2 separate regions of the Homo sapiens genome follow, and region 2 is linked to region 1. A link is an interaction called in ENCODE POLR2A ChIA-PET data of the cell type or tissue named here. Cell type or tissue: K562. All regions are shown on one strand. Links, peaks and the distances in the headings refer to the core of each region. The heading gives the core; the rest is flanking DNA.

Region 1 (10,478 bases), core at 2,333-7,332:
GTTCAAGACCAGCTTGGGCAACATAGCAAGACCTTGTCTCTAAAAAAAAAAAAAATTTTTTTAAATTAGCCAGGCATGGTGGCATGCACCTTTAGTCCCAGCTACTTGGCAGGCTGAGATGGGACAATCGCTTGAGCCCAGGAGGTCTCAAGGTTGCAGTGAGCCATGTTCATGCCATTGAACTCCAGCCTGGGTGACAGAGTAAGATTTTGTCTCAAAAAATACATACATAGCAATAATAATAATGCAAGAAAATTTCCCAGAACTGAAGAACGTGATACTGATCGAAAGTGTGCCCCAAGTGCCCAGAAAAGGAGATAAAAATATTAATACAGCTTTACACATATTTAAAAACACTGGAGAGAATAATTATGTTTTACAAACAAAGAGAAAGAGAAAAATCAAATAGTAAATCACATGCAAAAGATCAGGAAAAAGAATTATTTTGGAGTTAAACCTCATCTCTACTAAAAATACAAAACTTAGCTGGGCATGGTGTTGCGTGCCTGTAATCCCAGCTACCTGGAAGGCTGAGGCAGGAGAATCGCTTGAACCTGGAGGCTGCAATGAGCCAAGATTGTGCTACTGCACTCCAGCCTGGGACACAGCGAGACTCCATCTCAAAAAAAAAAAAAAAAAAAAAAAAAAATAGACGGAGTCTCGCTCTGTCCCAGGCTGGAGGGCAGTGGTACGATCTCAGCTCATTGCAGCATCCACCTCCTGGATTCAAGCGATTCTGCTGCCTCAGCCTCCCAGGTAGCTAGGATTAGAGGCATGTGTCAACACGCCAGGCTAATTTTTGTATTTTTAGTAGAGACAGGGTTTCACCATGTTGGCCAGGCTGGTCTCGAACTCCTGACCTTGTGATCCGCCAGCCTCAGCCTCCTAAAGTGCTGGGATTACAGGCGTGAGCCACCATGTCCAGCCGAGACTCCATCTTAAAAAAAAAAAGAAAAGAAAAAGAAAGAAAGAAACTACACCTGTCTTGTGACTGCTCATTAATCTTGCCAAGGTGGAGGCCGGGCACGGTGGCTCACACCTGTAATCCCTGCACTTTGGGAGGCTGAGGTGGGTGGATCACGAGGTCAGGAGATTGAGACCATCCTGGCTAACACGGTGAAAGCCCGTCTCTACTAAAAATACAAAATTAGCCGGGTGTGGTGGTGGGCACCTGTAGTCCCAGCTACTTGGGAGGCTGAGGCAGGAGAATGGCGTGAACCCGGGAGGCGGAGCTTGCAGTGAGCCAAGCTCGCGCCACTGCACTCCAGCCTGGGTGACAGAGCAAGACTCCGTCTCAAAAAAAAAAATCTTACCAAGGTGGTGGTTCAGCCCCCGAACAGGGAAGAGAGTAGTTTTAGGGAGAACTATTATTATTCTTGTTTCAAGTTAAACTCTAAATTCCTCCGCCGGTCAGCTGGGCCTACACCCAGGAATGAGCAGGGTCAGCTTGGAGGTCAGGAGCAGGATGGGGTCGGTTATGTCATAATTTTGCAAGGGTGGTTTCAATAGGAAGACATAAGGTCCAAGAGATGCCATTCACTAAGGGACTCCATTGGGGGCGGTGAGAAGGCTCTGGACAGCTTCTCCAGAAAGGGGACGATGACAGAACACCTGTTGAGTCCAAGGAGCATTAGAGAATTGGTGAAAAATTTGGGGCCAAATTAGTGATAAATTTATTGAAAACTAAGTAAATGAGAAACAAACAAAAAAAGAACCTCCAGGGAAAACAAGAAGCTGTGTAGGAGATAAAATGTTATCATAAGGCCAGATGCGGTGGCTCACACCTGGAATCCCAGCACTTTGGTGGTTTGTTTTTTTTTTTTTTTTTTGAGATGGAGTTTTGCTCGTTGCCCAGGCTGGAGTGCAATAGCGCGATCTCGGCTCACTGCAACCTCCGCCTCCTGGGTTCCAGTGATTCTCCTGCCTCAGCCTCCCTAGTAGCTGGGATTACAGGCATGCACCACCACACCCGGCTAATTTTGTATTTTTAGTAGAGATGGGGTTTCTCCATTTGGTCAGGCTGGTCTTGAACTCTTGACACTGGGCCCAGCCTTAATCCCAGCACTTTGGGAGCCCGAGGCGGGTGGATCACTTGAGGTCAGGGGTTTGAGACCAGCATGGACGTGCCTGTAAGCCCAGCTACTCCGCCTCCCAAGTTCAAGCAATTCTCTTGCCTCAGCCTCCCCAGTAGCTGGGCTTACAGGTGCCCGCCACCACACCCGGCTAATGTTTGTACTTTTAGCAGAGACCACGTTTCACCATGTTGGTCAGGCTGGTCTTGAACTCCTGACCTCAGGTGATCCGCCCGCCTCGGCCTCCCAAAGTGCTGGGATTACAGGCATGAGCCACAGTGCCCTAACTCAAGCAATTCTTAAACAAAAGCCTGGTCAGGCGCGGTGCTACCTGACTGTCAGTTACATGGAGGCGGGCCAGAGTGCAGCCTGATCAATGCTAAATTATAACTCTATTTCTGTCCAGAATTATTCTTTTATTTTTTCTTTTGCTTTTTCCTTTTATTTTCTTTAACTGGTTTTTTTCTTTTTTTTCCTTTTTTTTTTTAAGACAGAGTCTTGCTCTGTCACCCAGGCTGGAGCGCAGTGGCGCGATCTCGGCTCACTGTAACTGTAACCGCCCAAGGGGTTCACCTTGCCAGCTGTCTAGACAGAGCTGATTCATCAAGACAGGGGAATTGCAATAGAGAAAGAGTAATTCACGCAGAGCTGGCTGTGCGGGAGACCAGAATTTTACTATTACTCAAATCAGTCTCCCCGAACATTCGGGGAGTAGAGTTTTTAAGGATAACCTGGTGGGTAGGGGGAAGCCAGTGAGCCAGGAGTGCTGACTGGTCAGAGATGAAATCACAGGCAGTCGGAGTCAGAGCTGTTTTCTTGCACTGAGTCCTGGGTGGGGGTCACAAGATCAGATGAGCCCGTTTATCCATCTGGGTGGTGCCGGCTGATCCATCAAGGCAGGATCTGCAAAATATCTCAAGCACTGATCTTAGGAGCAGTTTAGGGAGGGTGGGAATCTCGTAGCCTCCAGCTGCATGACTCTAAACCATAATTTCTAATCTTGTGGCTAATGTTAATCCTACAAAGACAGTCTAGTCCCCAGGCAAGAACATCTGCTTTGAGAAAGGGCTGTGACCGTCTTTGTTTAAACTATAAACTAAATTTCTCCCAACGTTAGTTCAGCCTACGCCCAGGAATGAAGAAGGACAGCTTGGAGGCTAGAAGCAAGATGGAGTTGGCTAAGTTAGGTCTCTTTCACTGTCTCAGTCATAATTTGGCAAAGGCAGTTTCACAACTTCCGCTTCCTGGGTTTAAGTGATTCCCCTGCCTCAGCCTTCCGAGTAGCTGGGGTTATAGACGTGCGCCACCACACCAGGATAATGCTTGTGTTTTTAGTAGAGACGAGGTTTTGCCATGTTGCCCTCCCAACACTCCTGGCCTCAAGTGATCTGCGCACCTCGGCCTCCCAATGTGCTGGGATTACAGGCATGAGCCACCACCCGGGGCTGCGCTCATTGTTCATGAATTTGTACAGCTTCATCTCCAGAGCCCTCCTGATCCTTTCCTGGCAGTCATTGGGTGGGGTGAAAGTCCCAACCCTTCAGTCTTTAGGTCTTACTTACCAGCCCCACCCTGAGGCTCCCCCGGGGCTCTACCCTAGACCACTGCATTAGCATAAACTCGGGAGTTCTCTAACAGAGCATATAATGAACGACAAGACACGCCTACCGATCAGGAATTTCCAAAGGTGTTAGCGGCTCCGTGACAGGAACTGGGGACAAACACCAAATCGATTTCTTCTTCTACTACAGAAGATAAACCCCAAATAATCAGCTCCAAGAGGGAAAGGGGCTGCGGGAGGAGGACTGTGATTTTTCTTCTGACAAGCCGCACGGACCCATGAATCCTTAAGCCAGGGGCCTGGCTAATTATCATAAATCAAATTTTGAAAAGTCTAGATAGGATTGATGTTATTCCCCATGCCACACTGGGCCTGTTTGTGGCCCAAAGATTTCTGGGACGCTGGGGGACCCAGGTTGTGTCCTCATCAAGGCTGTTTCTGTTTCAGCAGATCATCCTGGGCTGCATCGCACCCACCCAGTCGTGGGGCTCAGGCTTGCCCCCATCCCTGGTGCATGCCTCTTCGCGGCGGCCAGGTGTGTGTATAGACTATAGGCTGGGGAGGCGCAGGATCTACGCTGCCGGCAACTTCATCTTCCTGCAGCTGCTTCCCAGATCTCCTGCCTCCCAGATGGCCCCGGCTGTTTCCACAACCTGGTCCACCCTCCCTTCTCTCGGGCCGGCACTGGTTGAGGGCTGCGTCGCACGTGCTTCTCACCAAAGCTTCCTAACAGGGACGGTGTGCTCCCCCTCTGACATCGGGGTAACCGGCAGAGGGCCTGCGTGGCTGCAGGTCACAGAGCTGAGGGAGGCAGAGTTGAGATTGAGATCTGGACCGATTCCAGAGCCCTTGGGGAAAGGCCCTCACACTTAGGGGGTCACGGGATCGTCCCTCTAAGGGGGCAGCATTCCCTGCCTGGATCTTGGCCAGGGAGTAGATGTCAGAGAGACCATCCATGCCGGGACCTCCAGAGTGCCTGGCCTGAGATGCAGGAGACCCTGGGGTGAGCAGGGTGGAGTGGCGTCGGACGGTGGCTGCTGATTGGCTGTGTGTCCTTAGGCACATCGCCTTGCCTCTGTGCAGCAGGAACAATGCCTGGCGGGCAGGTGGTTGTGAAGGTTAAATGAAAGTGCCTGGCCCACCCAGCTGCAGCCTGGCCTGTCAGGCTCCAGAAATAGCCCCTGCCAACCCACCTGAACGCCAGCTGCTCCTCTCGGGCCTTCCCTGAGACTATGAAGGCCCGGGGGCAGACGCCAGCTCCCCAGACTGATTTGAAAGGTCAGGGTGGCCTGGAGAAGTTAGCCTGAGGTCAGATCTGCTGATGGGCCAAAGGTCTGAAGGTGCTCAGTCTGGTGAATTCACAGGGGTGGGGAGTGGGGGGCAGGTGGAGACTGGAGGGCTATGACTGGCCTGAAGCCAGAGTTGATGGCGAAACTGAATCCCCCTTACTCTGGTGTCCCAGAAAACATACCCGGGTGAGTTAGGGCTCCAAGGTGGCTGCCTCGGCTGGGAGTGGGGCCTCCCTCCCTGATGCGTCCGCTAGCCCAGCCCCTGCCCAGGGTGGGGAAAGGGGTTGGCAACTCAGGCCCATGCAAAGAGGGTTCCTTTCCTGTCCTCCCACCACCGTTGGGTCCTGGAAGGCGGGAGTTCAGCACCTTGGAGAGGGGACAGCCCTGGTCCTCGCAGTCCCTGGTGGGGTGCCCACACTTGCTTTCTCAATTTGTCCACATAGGGGGCGGGGCATGGTGGGAATTTGAACCCAAGTCTGAATGCCGGGTGGAGTCAGGGCACAGTCACTGGGCCAGTGTTAAGCTCCTGATGTGCTTAAAAAGGCCGAAGGTAACCAGCCCCGCCACCCCTTCCTGTATTTGCCCTGGAGTACCTGGATGGGACCTGACTTACACCTGTGAGTGTCCCCAATTTTTCTGAGAATGCTCCCGGGCAGCCCCACCCTGATCTCACCCACCCCACTGCCCTGGGGGGCTGTCACCAGTGGCCTTGTGAAGGGCTTGGTAAAAGGACAGCTAAGTCAGCTTCCCAGGACAGCTCTGGGTCCCACGTGACGACTGCGGTGACCCTCTGTGCCCCAGGCTATCCACGATGGCCCGCCTGCAGCCTCAGCCCTGCAGCAGACACTTGGGGGTCAGCCAGCAAGGCCTCTGCAGACCCTCACCCCAGAGGCACCCAATGGTGAATGTGGCCCTGCCTGGGCCCAGCCAAGGTCAGGAGACACAGGACTCCAATCTTTGCTATAAATACACGTGTTTGGTGAGTGAGGGGCAACAGAAGGCAGAGAGATGGCGCTGTACACAGCTGGTATAGGCTTGGAGGTGGAACGCCAGAGAGACAGACACACAGACAGTCCGCCCAGCAGGGCAGGCCGGGCAGCATTCTGGGGCTTGTAACACTTGGTTGGTGGGCGAGAGCCAGCAGGAGGTCCGGCCCGGGGCTGGAGGGGCCGAGGCACCCCGCAGGCTCCAAGGTCCGAGGTCCTGGGTGGCATCAGTGGTGGCGCCTGGGCTCAGCTCACATCATTCAGGGCCTGGAGGGACATGAGGCCAGTCAGGAGGGCGCTCTGGGTCCCTGGGTCCCACCACCCAGCCCCGCAGGCCACCCACCTTGCGGGCAAACTCGGGCAGCACAAAGGCGGCGCGGTGCACGTCGGAGTTGTAGTACTTCAGCTGCATCTGCGCCACCTGCTGCTGTGTCAGCGGCTGCACCGGCTCCTGGAAGTTCGTGCTCTGGGGACCGGGCCAGGGGCACATCAGGGGGGGCACTTTTTTTTTTTTTTTTTTGAGACGGAGTCTCACTGTTGCCACGCTGGAGTGCAGTGGCGTCATCTCAGCTCACTGCAACCTCTGTCTCCCAGGTTCAAGTGATTCTCCTGCCTCAGCCTCAGGTACGCGCCACCACGCCCGGCTAATTTTTTTTTTTTTTGTATTTTGAGTAGTGATGGGGTTTCTCCATGTTGGTCAGGCTGGTCTTGTACTCCTGACCTCAAGTGATCCGCCCACCTTGGTCTCCCAAAATGCTGGAATTACAGGCATGAGACACCGCACCTGGCCTGGGGAGGGTTTTTTTTTTTTTTTGAGTCGGAATCTTCCTCTGTTACCCAGGCTGGAATGTAGTGGCGCAATCTCGGCTCACTGCAAGCTCCGCCTCCCGGGTTCACGCCATTCTCCTGCCTCAGCCTCCCCAGCAGCTGGGACTACAGGCGCGCGCTGCCATGCCTGGCTAATTTTTTTGTATTTTTAGTAGAGACGGGGTTTCACCGTGTTAGCCAAGATGGTCTCGATCTCCTGACCTTGTGATCTGCCCGCCTCAGCCTCCCAAAGTGCTGGGATTACAGGTGTGAGCCACCGCGCCCGGCAGGGGCAGGGATCTCTATTTATGCCCACCTTCCCCCCAACCCCCACCCCCAGACACCCCCATCTCACCGGGTTCTTGCTGCACAGCATGAAGCCGATCTGGCCGCTGGGGTAGGTGGGGATGGTGCAGTAGGCATAGGCCACCACGGGGAACAGGGACTGGCAGAACTGCCGCATCTCCTTGATGAGGTCCAGGTGCAGCCACTGGCACTCGCCTGGGGGCCCCTAAGCATCAGCATCCGGCAGGGCCTGCCCTGCCCCACCCCGCCCCGCCCCAGTGCTCCAGGCCTGTGGCTCACCCTGGCAGCAGAGGACACCATCTTCCTTGAGGGCTGTCTTCATGAGCTGGTAATAGGACTCCTTGAAGAGACTTTCGGCGGGGCCTGGGGAAGACAGAGGGAGACACACTGAACAGTCTGGCTGTGACCTCCAGGGCCACTGTCACCCACACAGCTACCAGGTGGCCAGAGCCAGGATCTGAACCCAGGTCTGTGGGGGATCCACACCTGAATCCCATTCTTGGGGGAGTCTCATTGGCACCACAGCAGAGGAACCTCTAACCTAGGCCTTCGTTCAAGACTAGAACCTGCCCCCACTCCAGTGCTGACCACTTCAGAGCAGAGGGGAGGCTGAAGAGGACACAGGGTCCTCAGTGTCCCAATGCCAGATCCCCACTCTCCTTGGTCACCAGCTTGTGAATCTGGGCAGTCGCCTGGCTCCTGCCTACTGTCCTGAGCCATGTTTCAGAGGGCAGGTAACAAATGAGAAGGGAAAAGTACAGCTCTAGTTCGGGGGGTGGGAGGCCGCTCTATCCTTTACTCTGAAGGCCTGGGGGAGGCTGACCTCCAGACCTGCAGCTGCCAGAAAACCCTGGGGCCCATCCACTGCTTACCCATGGGGTCTGAGGAGTCAGTGATGATCACGTCGAAGGCATCCTGATTCTGTTTCATGAACTCAAAACCGTCACCCACATGTAGGGTCAGCTTCGAGCTAGAGTAGCCAATGGCCATGCCTGGCAGGAACTTCTTGGAGACTTGGATGACATCCTGGAGGGGATGGGAGGGACCAGTCTGGGCCAAGGGGCTGGGGGACCTGGAGCCAGCACAGCCACGTGGGACTCTCCAAGTGCCTCACAGGCAAGCCGCCTTGGCCAACCCCTTCCCTTTTTTTTATTATTTTTTTTTGAGACAGGGTCTCACTTTGTGGCCCAGGCTGGAGTGCAGTGGCATCGATCATGGCTCACTACACCCTCGGCCTCCGGGGCTCAGGTGATCCTCCCCCATCAGCCTCCTGAGTAGCTGGGACAAGTGTGTTCAATCATACTTGGCTACTTTTTAAATTTTTGGTAGAGATAGAGTCTCCCTATGTTGCCTCGAACTCCTCGATCCTCCCACCTCGGCCTCCAAAAGTGCTAGGATTACAGCTGTGAGCCACCACACCTGGCCCCTTTTGGGAACCTCAGTTTATAATGTGTAAAGCGGGGAGAACTCTGGTACCTCCATTTCTCCTTGAGAGCTGGCTCCTGCCGGCGGCTTGGGCTCCTCTCTCCCATCCCTACCCCCTCCTTCCAGACCAAATCGCCCCATCTGAGTGGCTTTCTTGTCGCTTCCTATTTTATTTATTTTTCGAGACAGTCTTGCTCTGCTGCCCAGGCTGGAGTGCAGTGGCACGATCTCAGCTCACTGCACCCTCCTGCCTCAGCCTCCCGAGTAGTTGGGATTACAGGCGCACGCCACCAAGCTGGGCCATTTTTTTTTTTTTTTTTTTATTTTTAGTAGAGACCTTGTGATCTGCCCGCCTCAGCCTCCCAGAGTGCTGAGATTACAGGTGTGAGCCACCAGCGCTTGGCCTGTTTCCTATTTTAGAAGGATGCAATTCCAACCTCTGGCCAGGAGAACCTCCCCCTCCCTGCACACGGCCACCTGCTTTTCACTGAGGTCTCAGCTCAAACGCCACCTCCTGGAGGCCTGCCCTGACCACCCCCCATGCATTCACAGGAACCCTGCCTTCTCCTGTCCCCCAGCCCCTGTCTTGCCTTCATCAGACCATCCTTTGATGTCTCTATTTTTGTTGTTTGTTTTTTTTGAGACAGATTCTTCCTCTGTCACCCAGGCTGGAGTGCAGTGGCGAGATCTCGGTTCATTGCAACTTCCGCCTCCCGGGCTCAAGTAATTCTTCCACCTCAGCCTCCCTAGTAGCTGGGTTTACAGACATGCACTACCATGCCCGGCTAATTTTTGTATTTTTAGTAGAAATGGGGTTTCACCAGGTTGGCCAGGCTGCTCTTGAACTCCTGACCTCAGGTGATCTGCCCGCCTTGGCGTCCCAAAGTGCTGGGATTACAGGTGTGAGCCACCACGTCTGGCCATCTGATGTCTCCTTTAACTAGGACATCAGCTCCTAGAGGGCAGGGACTGATCTGTCGTCTACCACTGTCCCCATACCCGGGCAACACCTGGCACGTAGCATGATTTTAGTGAGCAGCTACTGAGTGTAAGGGGTAACGTACAAATAGTTGAGCTGTCTTGGGGCCCTGCCTGGGGCTCAGATTAAAAATCAGCTTAGTCGGCTGGGCGTGGTGGCTCACGCCTGTAATCCCAGTACTTTGGGAGGACGAGGCTGGCGGATCACCTGTGGTCGCCAGGTCCGAGACCAGCCTGACCAACATGGAGAAACCCTGTCTCTACTAAAAATACAAAATTAGCCGGGCATGGTAGCGCATGTCTGTAATCCCAGCTACTCCGGAGGCTGAGGCAGAAGAACTACTTGAGCCCAGGAGGTGGAGGTTGCAGTGAGCCGAGATCGCACCATCACACTCCAGCCTGGGCAACAAGAGCGAAACTCTGTCTCAAAAAAAAAAAAAAAAAAAAAATCAGCTCAGTTTTAGTAAGAGCTCGCCACGCAGGTGCCCTCACCACCTGCCAGGCCCTCTGCCATCTGGTTTTCCTACTGAACCCTCCCCGACCAGGTGTTTTCCAGATGGAGAAACAGGCCCTACCTGCCTTGCTCGGGGGTGTGCAGCCATTTCAGGGCACAGCTGGCCGCTGGGAGAACCAGGACTCAAACCTGGCTCTACGCCGGCACTCACCTCGTCGATCTCACACTGGACCACGGACTCCACGGAGGGGTGCTTCACCACCTCCCGCAGGACACCTCCATCTCCGCCCCCGATGATCAGCACCTGGGAGGAGGGGGCAGTCAAGGCAGGGGCCCTGGCAGGACTGGGAGCCCCCAGGCCCCTGAAGCAGACCCCCTGACCCCTCGGACCCACGGGCCTCATCTTTTTCTACCCTCGGAAACGCTTTCGTGCCGGTGTCCCCTTTCCTGGAAGTTCCTTCCAGGGCTGCCCTAGGATTCCGAGGCCGCGTCAGTGTCGGCCCCCACCCCTCCGCGGGACGCCCCTGGCCTCGCTAGCACTTTCTCTGACAACCATGCAGGCAGCATCTGGGAAGAGCCCGGAGCACACCTGGGGCCGCC
Region 2 (10,478 bases), core at 1,842-6,841, 270 kb after region 1:
TTAGTAGCTGAAGCAGAAAAGGGAATTTATTGGCTCATATGACAGGAAGCCCAGGCGTGGATATAGGGATTTTTTTTTTTTTTTTGAGACAGAGTTTTGCTCCAGGCTGGAGTGCAGTGGTGCAATCTCTGCTCACTGCAGGCTCCGCCTCCCGGGTTCACGCCATTCTCCTGCCTCAGCCTCCCGAGTACCTGGGACTACAGGCGCCCACCACCACGCCCGGCTAAGTTTTTGGATTTTTAGTAGAGACGGGGTTTCACCGTGTTAGCCAGGATGGTCTCTATCTTCTGACCTCGTGATCCACCCACCTCGGCCTCCCAAAGTGCTGGGATTACAGGCGTGAGCCACTGCGCCCGGCTGGATATAGGGACTGAATGATACTCTGAGGACTCCATCTGTCTGTCTCTCTCTCTCAGCCTCATACACCCACAGTTCTGTCTTCATGGAAGGGAAGGTGGGGTCCATGTATGTTGGTAGTCTGGGCACTGCTCAAAGGCCCCAGCAAAGGGCCAGGTGGGAGCTGAAATACATTCAATGCTCTGCTTACAAAGCTCTGTGTCCTGGTATAAGGCAGCATTGCCCCAGAGAGACATTTTTCCTAATTCATCTGCCTGGGGGAGTCACCTATTGCTAATACACATAAGATGCCGTGTAAGCTAGTGGTAACCCTGACACCTTCTCCTGGCCACCAAGACCAGCCCCACACCAGCACCCTCATCCCTCACTCGGCAACTCCATCAGACTCACCTGCTCAATCAGCACGTATTTATGGAGCCCCTACCTACTGAGTACTGCTGGCAAAACTCCCTGCCCTCCTGCAACTTACGTTCTACTGAAGGATGGGATTGACTTTGCTTGGGTCACATGTGCACATTTAGACCAATCACTGTTACCAAAGGAACGAGAGCCCGCCCTCCTGCAACTTACATCCTACGGAAGGATGGGATTGGCTTTGCTTCGGTCACATGTACACACTTAGCCCAATCACTGTTACCAAAGGAACGACAGCACGCTGTGGTTGATCCCGCTGAGCCAGATGCCCTCCCTTTTGGAGAGACACGGCACTTGCTTGACAGCCTCACCAGGACTACACAAATGGGGGTGGTTTCTCAGGAAATAGGAGGGCTGGGCCGCAGAAATAGCTGACATCCACCCAACTTTGGGGTTCTGGGACAATCATAGTCCTTCCTTTCCTTATTTCTTTATTCCTCCCTAATGACTTTCCCACCGGCATTAGGAGGACCCTGGGCCCTGATACTCTGAGAACTGGGGGGTTGGGGGAGACAGGGTTTCCCAGAAGGGCTCAGCCATTGGCTTATCACAGGTGAAAATTCCCCATAGTCCTCGGAGAGAAGGGGCAGGGGTCAGGGCTGTTTACCCAGCAATGTGATTGTGATGTGACTCTCAGTTTTGGGAAGAGGAAAAATGAGGGGGATGGGGGTGCATCGGTGGGGAATCCAACTCAGAGAGCAGGGACTGAGTGGGGGCTCTGGTCCCATTGTTGATGGGTTGGTGGGGAGGGCTGGTTGGGTACCCAAAGCATTGAAAAGCATTTGTTATATGCCAGGAGCTTCACCCACTTCATCTCATTTAGGCCCCACACCTGCCAGGTAGGTGTCATTATCCCATTTTATTGGTGAAGAAACTGAGGCTCAAAGTGTTGAAGAAACAGAAAGATGCTGACTCACCTGTGCTAGTCCCAAAGGCTCTGCATGGAGTCCACGGTGCCCTGAGCCACAGAGGCATGCCCCAAGCAGAGTGCCTGCCCCATGCCACCTCTCACACGCCCAGCAAGGGGCCTCACAGGGACCGTTTCCACCTCCTGATCCCTGGCCCACTCGCCCCTAGAGACCCAGCAAGCCCTCCTACAGCCTCACCTGTACCAGGTCCCCTGCTTCCACTCCCTGTGGAAGCACTCCACTCCCACTCCGGCGGCCTGTTCCAGTTTCCGGAGCACTTGCATGCATTCTTACCGTCAAAGAGTGAATCCCACCCACTCCCTGAGGCCACTTCATCATCCCGGACACCTGCCTGCCCACCGCGGGCACAAGGTCAACCTTGAGCAGACCCTCGGGGCCTGTCTGCCACTAGAGGGAGCTCCCAGTGCGGCCATATATGCCTTCTGGGATGCCGAGGGGCTGGGGCCCAGGCAGAGGGACCCGTCCTGGGGATGCCCTACCAAGGGGCGTTCAGAGGCAGAGCTCTTGTGACAGGTTGATCTTCCCCTCCACTCCCCAAAGACCCAGGAGGCTCTGGTTTGTGAGATCAGCATCTTCATTATTAAAGCACAGGTGCCAGGAGATTCAAGGTGCCTGGAAGAGGACCTTTGGCATCCAGGGGCATGGGCTCCGGATCCACCTTCCCTCCTCTGCCCATGCCTGCAGCTCACAGCCCACTGGAAGTCAGAGGAGAGCAGGTGCCACTCACAGCAGGCCGGCAGCTGGCTTCCTGCTCCTTATTTATTGATTTACTGACTCACTAATTCAACAAATCTTTATTGAGCACCTTCTATATGCCAAGCACTGGGCTCAGCCTTGGGACTACCATGGTGAGCCCATAGCCCCTGTCCTCATGTAGCGTTCAGTCTTGTGGAGGTAGAGATGCATAAACCAGCTGTAATATTGTGTACTAAATTCTACATGGCCAGGTGTGGTGGTACACACCTGTAACCCCAGCACTTTGGGAGGCCAAAGCAAGAGGATTACTTGAGGCCAGGAGTTCAAGACCAACCTGAGCAACATAGCAAGACCCCATCTCTACAAAAATTAAAAAATTAGCCAGGCATGGTGGTGGACTGGTTAGTCCACCTGGTTAGTCCACCTGGACTGGTTAATCCTCCTGGTTAGTCAGGAGGCTGAGGCAGGAGGATCGCTTGAGCCCAGGAGTTTAAGTTTGCGGTGAGCCATGATGGTGCCACTGCACTCCAGCCTGGGTGACAAAGTGAGACCCTGCCTCAAAAAACAAAACAAGGCCGGGTGTGGTGGTTCACACCTGTAATCCCAGCACTTTGGCAGGCTGAGGCGGGTGGATCATTTGAGGTCAGGAGTTTAAGACCAGCCTGGCCAACATGGTGAAACCCTGTCTCTACTAAAAAATACAAAAATTAGCCTGGTGTGGTGGTACGCTCCTGTAATCCCAGCTACTTGGGAGGCTGAGGCAGGAGAATCCCTTGAACCTGGGAGGAAGAGGTTGCAGTGAGCTGAGATCATGTCACTGCACTCTAGCCTGGCTGACGGAGTGAGACTCCATCTTAAAAAAACAAAAAAACAAAAAAACCCAAAACCAAAAAACAAAACAAAACACACACCTCAGTAAATTCTACAACAGGTATAAGCCTGGGAGACTCCAGGTGCAAAAGAGGATGTAGTTAACCTCTACCTGGGGGGACTGGAAGGCTTTCTGGGGGGATGGCATCTAACCTGAGACCTGAGGAGTTAGCCAGGCAACGTGAAGCATTCCAGGCAGAGTGATCAGTTTGTACAAATGCCTGGAGGTGAGAGAGCATTAGCCTCTCTCTCTCTCTCTCTCTCTTCACTTTTCCAGCACTCCTGTGACTGTGCACTCTTCTGGATGCTGGACTGACTGTGTCACCAAACAAGACAGGCAAGCTCCCTGCTTCGTGGTGCTCACATGCTAGGGAATGTGGCCATTCAGGTGACCCAAAGACGTATTGAAGCTGGAGGGAGACATGTGGAAGGGACGGTGGCCCCTGCCCTGCCCAGAGCACCCAGGCCCCATCCTCCATCCTTCTGCTGAGCCTGGCAGCTAGCCCCAAGCCCTCCTGCACCAGCCAGCTGTGGGGAGATCACCCAGGCCATGGCAGGAGCCTGTGCCAATGTTTTAATAGCCAGGCTGAAGGCCTGCTGGGCAGCTCTGCTAATTACAGTGATTAATGTTTTTAAATTCCTTAGAAAGAGTAATGTGTCATCACTCTGTTGTCACAGCCCAGCTCCAGAGTCTGCTTCCTCCCCTCTCCCCGCAGAGGTGTCCCCCAAGCTCCTGCGGGCTCCCCACTGTGGCCCAGCCGCCCTTGAGCCCAGACACCTGGCCCTCCCATTCCCATGCCTGTCTGGAGCCTGACTACTGTCTCTGCCCCGGTGGTGCAGGAAGGAGCTCTCTTATCCATCCCCACTGCTAGAGAACTGTGCAGCCGCAGTGGTCAGGGAAGGTGGACCCCCTCATCCCCCAAGTCACTTCTGCACGGGGCAGAGAGAGCCCCTGATCTCTAGCTCCCCTGATCCCTCCCCGCAGCCCCACTTCGTCCCCATGTGGCACACACCTCTAGCTGAAGTCATTTTTGTTTTGTTTTGTTTTTGTTTTTGTTTTTGTTTTTGAGATGTAGTCTCGATCTGTCACCCAGGCTGGAGTGCAGTGGTGCGACCTCGGCTCACTGCAAACTCCGCCTCCTGGGTTCACGCCATTCTCCTGCCTCAGCCTTCCGAGTAGCTGAGACTACAGGCGCCAACCACCACGCCCGGCTAATTTTTGTATTTTTAGTAAAGACGGGGTTTCACCATGTTAGCCAGGATGGTCTCAACCTCCTGACCTCGTGATCCGCCCGTCTCGCCCTCCCAAAGTGCTGGGATTACAGGTGTGAACCACCGCACCCGGCCTAGCTGAAGTCATTTTATGTGGCTTCCTGTTTCACGGCCACCTTCCGGCTCTGGAGTGGGACAGGGACCTTTCCAGGTGCTCTGTTTGTTGAATGGAGGAATGAATGAAAGGGTCAAATCCCCACTCTGTGTGCCTCCATCCTTATAACAGGATAAGTTTGGATCTGGTGCTTTTCTCCTCCAAATCTCATGTGTCTCCCTTGCTAGCTCCCCTCCCAGGTAATGTCTATAGGGGACAGGTGGCCCAGTGTCTTCCTCCTACAACCAGAGAAATGTAAGACCACACCGCACAGAGTTGAGGCCTGATTATCTGAATCCATTGCTATGTTAGCTGGAGCAGGGATATCAAGACCAGTATGCTTCTGTGTATGTGAGACGGAGTCTCGCTCTGTCACCCAGGCTGGAGTGCAGTGGCACCTTCTTGGCTCACTGCAACCTCCGCCTCCCGGGTTCGAGCAATTCTCCCATCTCAGCCTCCCAAATAGCTGGGACTATAGGTGAGCGCCACCACGCCTGGCTAATTTTTGTATTTTTAGTAGAGATAGGGTTTGGCCATGTTGGTCAGGCTGATCTCGAACTCCTGACCTCAGGTGATCTGCCTGCCTTGGCCTCCCAAAGTTCTGGGACAGGTGTGAGCCATCGAGCCCTGCCAAGACCAGCACACTCCTGCCCCAGCGGCCAGAGGAGCCGGGTCTTGACTTCTATGGGATAGCTTCAAGCCTCCAACTTGAGCTTCCTTTGACTGCTGTCATTTTCCTGGTGTCCCCAGGGAAGGCAGAACTTCCTCATGCCTGGCAGTCTTCTCCTGAGGTCTAACCTCACTCTCCCTTTGCACCCACTCTGATCTCCATCAGTGGAATTGGGTGGGGAGCCTGAGGGAGAGGGGTCTCTTCTCAGGGGCAATCTAAGAACTTTGTTCCACCTGCCAGGCCCAGCCTGGGCCATCTCCAGGCCCTCTGGTCCCTCCTGGCACTGGGACTGCCTCATTGCCTAGGAAGGTGTGTTTGTTTTGCTTGCTTATTCACTGCCACGCTTGCCCCAGTAGGCAGCCAGCTGGCAGGAAGCCCCTGGGAGCCCTTCTCTCACCTGTGCCTGGCACAGCTGGGGCTGGGTCAGGGCAGGGTTAGGTGGGGTAGGCTGTGTCTTCACTTACTCTCCCTGAGGGGGTAAGAGATGTCACCTGCCAGTCCTTCAGCCCAATTAGGACAGGACAAGGACAATGCAGAGAGAGGGATTGCAGCCACACTGAAAACCAAAACACACCTCGGAAGGGATGCAAGTTAGAGAACCTGAATGCCACCCTAGGAACCACAGCCCCCGCCTTGCCATTAGATGTCTGTGACTGAGGCTGGTCGCATCTTGCTCGGCCTCAGTTCCTCCGCCTGTAATGTGAGAAGGGAAAAACAGGAGGATCCCTTGAGCCCAGGAGTTCAAGGTTGCAGTGAGCTGTGATCACATCACTATACTACAGCCTGGGTGACAGAGTGAGACCCTGTCTCAAAAACAAACAAACAAAACAAAAAACCTAAATAAATTCTACAACAGGTATAAGCCTGGGAGACTCCAGGTGCAAGAAAAGGATGTACTTAACCTCTACCTGGGGGGACAGGAAGGCTTCCTGGGGGGTGGCAGCTAACCTGGGACCTGAAGGATCTGAGGAATTAGCCAGGCAAAGTGAAAAGTGTTGCAGGCAGAGCGATCAATTTGTACAAATGCCTGGAGGTGTTTGATGAGCTGAAAACTAAGGTCTCTTCTAGTTCTGGGATTCAACACAGGCAGTTCCTGCCCCAAGACACAGCTGAGAATGGAGCAGGGTAGATCTTTGACCCCTCAGGGTGGCCCGGCACTTCCCGGAGGAGGCGCTGGGACCCGGCACCTAATGACCGCCGCCCCCACACAGGAGAACTGTTGGGTCTCTGAAGGCCAGGCAGGAGGCCAGATGGGTAATTGACTCCTGCCGTAGGGGAGCTGGCCCGGCTTCATCAGTATGCAGGGCCTGTGCAGAGTGCTTAAGAAAAACTTATTAATTTCCCTTCCACAAAGACTGAGAGTTTGACGGTAATCACAGTATCAAGTCGTAATAATAATAAAAAAAATCCCTCCGTTGAAAATCACAGTTGGGACTCTGGAGAGTTCAACAGGAAAAGATTGTATTAAGATAAAGGAGATTATAACAGGGCGGACATTAAAGGTTGTCATTGTCGGGTAAATCACATCAGGGAGGCCCCAGGACTGCTGTATCCCAGGGAGGGAGCGAGGACCCCGTCACTGACCTGGCAACCCCACTCCGTCCGCCTCCCGCCCACCCTGGAACTCTGCCTCCTCCTGCCCTCGAAGGCTAAGATACACAGGTGGCTCCGGAGCAAACTTGGGAATCAGATGTCCCGGCCTGAGGACCCTCATTATGGGCAGAGGGTGGAGCACTGTACAGGTTCTGGAGGACAGAGATCTCTGCTCTAGGTTAGGCTCTTACAGTCTAGCCTGACAGTGGTCTTCAGAATATGTGCCCAGTCATGCAGGGGCCTGGGGGTGGGGCGGTGTTTCTGGGTCACCTGTCCTATTGGCATTTTCCTGGTAAGGATGAGAAAGGAGGATGAGCTTGCGGAAAGGAGGTGATGGGGCTGGGCATGGTGGCTCATGTCTGTAATCCAAGCACTTTGGAAGACCGAGGTGGGCGGATCACTTGTGGCCAGGAGTTCGAGACCAGCCTGGCCAACATGGCAGAACCCTGTCTCTATAAAAAAATAAAAAAATTAGCCGGGTGTGGTGTGGTGGTGTGCACCTGTAGTCCCAACTACTTGGGAGGCTGAGGCAGGAGAATCCCTTGAACCTGGGAGGCTGAAGTTGCACTGAGCCAAGATTGCGTCACTGCACTCCAGCTTGGGCTGCAGAGCGAGACTCTCTTTCAAAAAAAAAAAAAAAAAAAAAAAACTGGTGAGAATACCAGGGCCTCTGGACACTGCCCTGCCCTGCCTCTTGGACATAGGCTGAATCAGAAAGGGTGTCCCAACCTGTCAACAGGGAGTCCCAATCCCAGTGGAAAAGCCCGAAGAATTCTAGTGAGATATTACCAAGATGAGGCTATACTTGCTCAGGTGCCAGGTGACCACTGCCCCCGGGGCTGGGGCTGGGTGCAGTGCAGGGCCAAGCTGGGGTTGGTGATCCTTCTCTTGGACATCTTCACTTGGGCCAAATGAGAGGGTTCTCTGGGTCTAAAGATGCAGTTGGATCTGAAAGTTATACTAGACTTGGGACGAGAAGCTACAAGCTGTTAACGACTGGGGCGGGGGCCACATGGAAGAAAGGAGTTGATCATGGGCTTCTCTGGTCATTACCAAGGGGCCCTATAATGTGGAGGCTTTGAGTCCTGGCTCAAAACGTTTTAGCTCTGCATCCTTGGGCAGGTTACTTAACCTCTCTGTGCATCAACTTTTTTATCTATAGAATGGTGGTTATAGCATCCACTTAATGCTGTGATGAGGATTCAATGTATGATTATAGTGAAGAATTATAAATAATAAAGGCCTGCTTTTATCTCTTAATTGCCCTTGCCTGAGGTCACACAGTCAGTAGGTGGCCAAGACCATCTCCTGCCCATCACCTACTTTTTTTTTTTTTTTTAGACAGAGTCTCGCTCTGTCGCCCAGGCTGGAATGCATGGGGGTGATCTCAGCTCACTGCAAACTCTACCTCCCAGGTTCAAGTGATTCTTCTGCCTCAGCCTCCCAAGTAGCTGGGACTACAGGCGTGTGCCACCACCAAATTAGAAGGAATGCTAATTTCAGAGGGAGAGATACATTCTGGGAAGGAGAACTTACAGAACGCCCAGCTAATTTTTGTATTTTTAGTAGAGACGGGGTTTCACCATGTTGGCCAGGCTGGTCTTGAACTCTTGATCTCAAGTGATCTGCCCACCTGGGCCTCCCAAAGTGCTGGGATTACAGGCGTGAGCCACCGCTCTCGGCCTCATCACCTCCTTTCTGCAAGCTTCTCCTTGGGGAGTGCAGTGTGGCAGCCAAGGGCTTGGGCTTTGGACCCAGAGTGCCTGGGGTTCACATCCTGGCTTTTGCTTGGGCCAGGGACTTCAGTTCTCATACTCAGCTTTCTCCCTTAGGAAAGGTGAAAGTCACCCTCCTAAGGTCAAGGTGATGCTGCTGGTGCAGCGAGTAGCTCAGAAAGGGGCAGCTGAGGCAGGCAGCTTTCCCTGGGGTCTCTGGCCCTAAGCCCCCCGACCTGTGGCCGTTAGGCCCAGTGGGACAGTGGTTCCTCCCCCTGGCCCTCCAGGTGGCATCCGGCCCTCTGCGGCTGCAAGCCATGGGCACCAAGGACGGTTCTGAAGTCGCCCTGAGTTTATGAGGCTGAGCGGAGAGGACGAGGCATGTTAAGTGTAATAGGGTTGTGTGAGATTAATGTGAGGCCGGGTGAAGCAGCTAAGGCAAGTCATTTTGGCAGTTAATACATACATTTAAGGAATGATTTGAGAGTGTGAAAACATTTAAAAGGAATGCTAATTTCAGAGGGAGAGATACATTCTGGGAAGGAGAACTTGCAGAGGACAGAGCTGGGGTGGAGCCAGGATGGAGGTGCCAGGTGACCCTGCTCAGAATTCAGCCCCCTACAGAGTTTGTCCAGGTCCTTCCAGGGCCTCTCTGTGCCCACCTGTCTCCAGGAGCACAGGCCTCTCGGAAGACCTGAAGCGGGCACTGAGTGGGAAGAGCTGGGCTGGAACCTTGTGGAAGCAGGGTCCTTGTCTGCCCGCATTATGGAGCACAGGGAGTGGAGAGGGTGCAGCTCAGGGGGCTTTGTGAAAAGGGTATTGCTTGAACTGAGCTTTGAAAATGGGTTGGGAGGAGAGGGTGGAAGCAAGTGGATTTGGACTTTTCATCCAGGAGAGAAAGGTGCTCCGTGACTGAGCCTGTGATCCGGGTAGGATAGGGCGGCCCATATAATAGGGGAGACTCAGCTTCTTCAGGCCTGCGTGCAGGCTTCACTAGGGTCCTGGAGAGCAGGAGGCCAGGAAGAGCAGCCTCCTCCTCCTCAGGGAGCTCTCCCTCTCCTGGACCCTCTGGATGGGAAAGGTGGAGTCTCTCTGCTCTGAAGTGGTTTTTTTTTTTTTTTTTTTTTTTTTTTTGAGACAGGGTCTCGCTGTGTCTCCCAGGCTGGAGTGCAGTGGCACAATCACAGCTCACTGCATCTTCGCAGCTTCGACTTCCCGGGCTCAGTTGATCCTCCTGCCTTAGCCTCTCAAGTAGCTGGGACTACAGGTATACACCACCACGCCCGGCGAATTTTTGTATTTTTTTGTAGAGATGGGGTTTTGCCATGTTACCCAGGCTGGTCTCGATCTCCCGGACTCAAGTGATCCGCCCGCCTTGGCCTCCCAAAGTGCTGGGATTACAGGCATGAACCACCGCGCCCGGCCCCACATGCTCCTTGACGGCACAAGCCTCCTCAGCCCTGCTAGTGAGATTGGAGGCAGGCCCTTCCTTCCTGGAGTTTGATCTTTCAGCACCAGAAAGTGTGTGATCCGGGAATCTCCTGGGAACCCCTCGGCTCTAAGACCTCAGCCCTCCCATCCACTGATCCAGCCTAAAAGTGGAATGAGCTGATCCTCAGCTTGCCCGTCCCATCTCCACTAGAGGCCCAAGAGCCAAGGAGTTAGTGCCGTCACAGCTGGCTGCGATGAAGGCCTTTAAAAGTGCCTGGTGTGGTTATTAATAATGTCTCCCGGCTCTGAATGCCTCTTTAATTCCTCTGCTTAAACCACTCTGGAATCCATAACACTTGCCCCTTAGCCTGTGGTAATTCCGCTCCCTTAATGGCCTTTTATGGAGGGAGCTTATTGAAAGCTTTTCCCCACCGTGA

The links. ChIA-PET counts read pairs that join two places held together with the same protein. Peaks named below come from ENCODE experiments on the same cell type or tissue, not always from the same donor. Only the 100,000 strongest peaks of a DNase experiment are listed, where the experiment ranks them.
Region 2: POLR2A ChIA-PET joins it to region 1 with 5 read pairs; 3 of 35 experiments call an interaction of 5 or more read pairs at or near these places.

What each region holds. Positions count from the first base shown.
Region 1 is chr1:11,048,711-11,059,188 of GRCh38, forward strand. SRM (spermidine synthase) reads right to left here. Exons shown (of 8, transcript NM_003132.3): 3 at 10,090-10,182; 4 at 7,894-8,047; 5 at 7,301-7,384; 6 at 7,071-7,216; 7 at 6,252-6,374; 8 at 5,879-6,175. The coding sequence ends at 6,155. Among named protein-coding and RNA genes, the nearest start is that of SRM, 6.1 kb to the right of the region's middle. RefSeq lists enhancers at 3,358-3,437, 4,045-4,124, 4,455-4,704. In K562, for the core only: no CTCF peak of the experiment used is centred there; DNase peaks (open chromatin) are centred at 3,631, 4,311, 4,661 and 5,281.
Region 2 is chr1:11,318,260-11,328,737 of GRCh38, forward strand. No RefSeq gene overlaps it. Among named protein-coding and RNA genes, the nearest start is that of UBIAD1, 50 kb to the left of the region's middle. In K562, for the core only: a CTCF peak has its summit at 2,093 (motif pointing right); a DNase peak (open chromatin) is centred at 2,082; H3K27me3 peaks cover 2,903 bases.